Regions from separate parts of the Homo sapiens genome. Here region 2 is linked to region 1. Evidence: chromatin loops called from intact Hi-C (ENCODE). Cell type or tissue: breast epithelium. All regions are shown on one strand. Region 1 overlaps GRN (granulin precursor). Region 2 overlaps EFTUD2 (elongation factor Tu GTP binding domain containing 2).

Evidence for each region. Peaks named below come from ENCODE experiments on the same cell type or tissue, not always from the same donor. Only the 100,000 strongest peaks of a DNase experiment are listed, where the experiment ranks them.
Region 2: it touches region 1 in a loop (11-fold over the local background); 1 of 110 quality-filtered maps calls a loop at or near these places.

Annotation. Positions count from the first base shown.
Region 1 is chr17:44,349,806-44,352,305 of GRCh38, forward strand. It overlaps GRN (granulin precursor), which reads left to right. Exons shown (of 13, transcript NM_002087.4): 5 at 423-535; 6 at 637-772; 7 at 886-995; 8 at 1,232-1,358; 9 at 1,558-1,655; 10 at 1,745-1,990; 11 at 2,210-2,443. Among named protein-coding and RNA genes, the nearest start is that of GRN, 5.8 kb to the left of the region's middle. RefSeq lists a silencer at 976-1,270. In breast epithelium, a CTCF peak has its summit at 1,156 (motif pointing left); a DNase peak (open chromatin) is centred at 1,126.
Region 2 is chr17:44,851,230-44,853,729 of GRCh38, forward strand. EFTUD2 (elongation factor Tu GTP binding domain containing 2) reads right to left here. Exons shown (of 28, transcript NM_004247.4): 24 at 2,288-2,406; 25 at 2,067-2,161; 26 at 1,180-1,333; 27 at 481-588; 28 at 1-140. The coding sequence ends at 45. Among named protein-coding and RNA genes, the nearest start is that of HIGD1B, 4.6 kb to the left of the region's middle. In breast epithelium, no CTCF peak of the experiment used is centred here; no DNase peak of the experiment used is centred here; H3K27ac peaks cover 352 bases.

The DNA.
Region 1 (2,500 bases):
AACCCAGGAGCCCAGCTGGCGGGGGCAGCCCTGATTCCTGCCCTTGTGCCCTCATTCATGTGGCATCTGTACTAAGCAACAGCCCTGCTGTGGACAGAGGGGCAGCACTGGGGATAGGAGGGTGCGGGAGAAAGTGCAAGACTCCAGGTCCAGGCGTTGTGGGGGTGGGGAGAGGTCGAGCTGGGCCGGTCTAATACCAACCCATGGTCAGTGGGTGCCCCTTCCCCATGCCATCTTGCTGAGGGAGGGACTGGATTGTGAGGAGGGTGAGTTAGGCCTGCCTAGGAGATCACTGAGCCTTAGTGTCACCCTCAAACCCCAGTAGCTGGGCTTGCAGGCCCTGGTGCCACCAGCTCCTTGTGTGATGGGGGAGTCACCTTCCCTGAGTGGGCTGGTAGTATCCTGGGTCATCTTGTCCACAGGTAACAACTCCGTGGGTGCCATCCAGTGCCCTGATAGTCAGTTCGAATGCCCGGACTTCTCCACGTGCTGTGTTATGGTCGATGGCTCCTGGGGGTGCTGCCCCATGCCCCAGGTACAAATCTGGGGGAGATGGGGGTATGTGGAGGGAAGTGGGGGCAGAGTTGGGGGCCAGGGGCAGGGGGTGAAGACGGAGTCAGGACCATTTTTTCTCAGGCTTCCTGCTGTGAAGACAGGGTGCACTGCTGTCCGCACGGTGCCTTCTGCGACCTGGTTCACACCCGCTGCATCACACCCACGGGCACCCACCCCCTGGCAAAGAAGCTCCCTGCCCAGAGGACTAACAGGGCAGGTGAGGAGGTGGGAGAGCATCAGGCCAGGGGCTGGGGCGGGGCCTCATTGACTCCAAGTGTAGGAAAAAGTTTCCTCCATCCTGGCTGCCCCTCACGTTTGCTCCTCTTCCAGTGGCCTTGTCCAGCTCGGTCATGTGTCCGGACGCACGGTCCCGGTGCCCTGATGGTTCTACCTGCTGTGAGCTGCCCAGTGGGAAGTATGGCTGCTGCCCAATGCCCAACGTGAGTGAGGGGCTGGAGCCAGCTTGGCTGTGTGCCCCCAGCCACCTGGCCCTGACACGCACCTTACAGGGGCTCTGTGGCATGGGGCTGGCTGGCTGCTTGCTGGGAGCCTGGCTGATGCAGGGTTCATGCTACCCCCTAGTGGGGGATTGGGGCAGTGCCAGCCATCAGCCTGGCTGCTCCCTGTGTGCTACTGAGCCTGGAAGTGACAAAGACCCACCCCTGTCCCCACTCAGGCCACCTGCTGCTCCGATCACCTGCACTGCTGCCCCCAAGACACTGTGTGTGACCTGATCCAGAGTAAGTGCCTCTCCAAGGAGAACGCTACCACGGACCTCCTCACTAAGCTGCCTGCGCACACAGGTACCAGAGGCAGGGTGCAGATACAGGGGTGGGGCCCCCTTTCCTCCCTTTTAGGCCTGGCCTTAGGATCACTGCAAGGTGGTGTAAGCGGTACCCTCCATCTTCAACACCTGGTTCCAGCTGTGGAGCCGGCAAAGGGTTGATACCCCTGAGGGTCCCCAGTGCCACTTCTGACCTGTCCTCTCTGCTTCCCTCACAGTGGGGGATGTGAAATGTGACATGGAGGTGAGCTGCCCAGATGGCTATACCTGCTGCCGTCTACAGTCGGGGGCCTGGGGCTGCTGCCCTTTTACCCAGGTACCCAGGGGTGGCGGGTGGGTGGGCTGAGCACAGTGTGGCAGGCAGCCGGGCCCCAGTGCCCACCTGCCCTTCTTCATCTGCCCTAGGCTGTGTGCTGTGAGGACCACATACACTGCTGTCCCGCGGGGTTTACGTGTGACACGCAGAAGGGTACCTGTGAACAGGGGCCCCACCAGGTGCCCTGGATGGAGAAGGCCCCAGCTCACCTCAGCCTGCCAGACCCACAAGCCTTGAAGAGAGATGTCCCCTGTGATAATGTCAGCAGCTGTCCCTCCTCCGATACCTGCTGCCAACTCACGTCTGGGGAGTGGGGCTGCTGTCCAATCCCAGAGGTATATGGGAGGGGACAGCATCTTGGCCTGGGCAGGTGGGTGGCCAAGCTCCTATTGCTTTCTGCCCTCCGCATAGCCCATAGGTGATACCCAGCTCTGACAGATTCGTCCCCAGCTGGAGGTGCTGTAAGCAGGAGAGGCGGGCTGGAGTAGGTAGGGGCTCGGCACTGCGCCCCACATAGTGGCTACCTACAACGCCCTTTCCTGCCCACCCCCCAGGCTGTCTGCTGCTCGGACCACCAGCACTGCTGCCCCCAGGGCTACACGTGTGTAGCTGAGGGGCAGTGTCAGCGAGGAAGCGAGATCGTGGCTGGACTGGAGAAGATGCCTGCCCGCCGGGCTTCCTTATCCCACCCCAGAGACATCGGCTGTGACCAGCACACCAGCTGCCCGGTGGGGCAGACCTGCTGCCCGAGCCTGGGTGGGAGCTGGGCCTGCTGCCAGTTGCCCCATGTGAGTGCCTCCCTGCCTGCCCCTGGATAGGGGAGCTAAGCCCAGTGAGGGGACAGG
Region 2 (2,500 bases), 500 kb after region 1:
TGCAGCCCACTGTAGGGAGCAGGAGCTCCCAGGAGTCCACGCACTCACATGGGGTAATTGAGCACAACATCCTGTTTGGCAAGTTCCAGCAACATAGGATCATCGAAGAATTTGCTGATGCTCACATCTTCACTGAGGCCCTGCAGGGAATGGGGCAAATATAAGAAAGCCCGAGGTGGTCGCAGACTAAGCAAGGAGACTATCCAAGACCTGTGTTCAGTGGGGAGGCTAGTGGTGGCTGGAATGTAGGTGGTGGTGTTTCAGGAGCCCTGCCTTTAGGGTACTATCACATGGGAGGATAAGGCTCTCCTTTCCCAACGAGACTGGGGCCCAGGTTTGGTTGCCTAAGGAGTATACAGATCATATCTCTACATTGGAAAAGTGTCCCTTAGGAAAAGGGGCCAAAAGAAAGAGAGAGAGATCCTGCTTCTGAGAGTCCTGGGGGGTTGAGGGATGGCAACAGGCCCAAGGGAGACATACCTTCCTACGGCGGGTTTTGATCATGAATTCCCGGGCCAGGTGAGGAGCTGGCTGTGGCTCCAAGGGGCGGATGACAATGCTCTTGTCCAGGGGATCACCAGGCACAATCTAAAAGGCAAAGGAATTTCAGATGGCCCAGGCAGAATTCCCAGAAGATTCAGGCCCAGAAGCAGGACTCTTCTTATTTATTTTATTCCTAAATTTATTACTTATTATTATTTTTTTGAGATGGAGTTTCGCTCTTGTCTCCCAGGCTGGAGTACAATGGCATGATCTCGGCTCAATGCAACCTCCGCCTCCCGGGTTCAAGCGATTCTCCTACCTCAGCCTCCCAAGTAGCTGGGATTACAGGCATGCACCACCACGCCTAGCTAATTTTATATTTTTAGTACAGATGGGGTTTCTGCATGTTGGTCAAGCTGGTCTCGAACTCCTGACCTCAGGTGACCTGCCCGCCTCAGCCTCCCAAAGTGCTGGGATTACAGGTGTGAACCACCATAGCCGGCCCTATTATTTCTTTTTTTTTTTTTAAACTGAGAGACACAGATTCAAGTTGCCCTGAATATATGCTCCCCAGAGGAGGACTCTTCTCCAGGATGCTGTACACCTCACTTAGGGCTTGGAGAGGGATCAGGACAGAAGGGGATGAGGCTTGCAGAGGTGGGAAGCCAAGTCCGCCAGCCTGCATTGCTTTCTCACCTGCCAGTGGTGGAAGACAGACAGAGAAAAGGCTTGTCCCTGGGTGTGAGTCCGGAGATCAGTCTCAAAGCCAAAAGAGTCGATGGCCGGGATAAAAGCTTTGATGGTGTACAGAGGGGAGCCTGGGATGGGTGCATCCTGAGTCACGTGCCCCCTGAGACAGAAAAACAAAGGCTGAGCCTCTAGTCAAACATAGGCCAAAAGCCAAGAAGCAATCCAGCATTTGCTGTCCCCCAAATGCATTCCAGCCCAGAGTTACCATCAAAGAAAGAGTAACCAAGAATGTTCTACAAAAAGCAGAAAAGGCTCAGGGCTCTCAGTATAATTCCCTGTGGAAGTCAAAGTGGCAGCAACCTCTGGGCAGAGGACAGGAGTGGGATGGTGAAGGGACAAGGGCCCAAAGACATTCCCATCACTGACTTGCCTCAGCACTGCCTCCAACAGCTCTGTGAGGAGGGGATCCCAAAAGAAATGTCAATTTTTTTTTTTTGAGACAGAGCCTTGCTCTGTCGCCCAGGCTGGAATGCAGTGGCGCCATCTCGGCTCACTGCAAGCTCCGCCTCCTGGGTTCACGCCATTCTCCTGACTCAGCCTCCCAAGTAGCTGGGACTACAGGCACCCGCCACCACGCCCAGCTAATTTTTTGTATTTTTAGTAGAGACGGGGTTTCACTGTGTTAGCCAGGATGGAGAAATGTCAAATTTTAATCTGCAGAAAAGCGGGGGCTTGCCTCCCTCCGCTCCTACTTCTTTCTGGAAAATCAGCTCTCGGGGTTTCCAGAGAGAGGAGGGTAGAGAAGGCCAACCTCTCTTCCCTGTAGGAGCCGAGGTGACTCTTGTTCTGCTCTTGCTCTCAGCACTCTCCCTAATACGCCTGGGGCCGCTCACCTGCGCCTGGCCAGGACGGTATAAACTGCAGAGACGCAATCTGCAGGGGCCTGGACCTCTACAAAGTAGTAAGGCTCCATCAGACGAGGAGTAGCCTGCAGCAGAGCAAGAAGAAAGGCCCCTCAGCTTGGGGAAGGCTGGGGGCCTATAGTCCCACTTGCTCCTTCACTTAGTCCCCTGTCCAGTGAAGCAGATGGTCCCCTACCGCCCCATTCTCTTACCATGAGGAAGGCAGAGTAGACGACTCTCCTGGCTGTGGGGATGATCTGGCCCCCGCCCCGGTGCAGGGGCTCCTGGGCAACCACCGCATCCAGGATCTTAAACTTGACATTCCGAATCACTGTAAAGGAGGTGGAGGGAGTGACTGGGGAGAGGTTCTGGGCCTGTCATGGGGCCATGGCAGAGTAGCAGTCTCCTGCAACACTGCAGCTGTC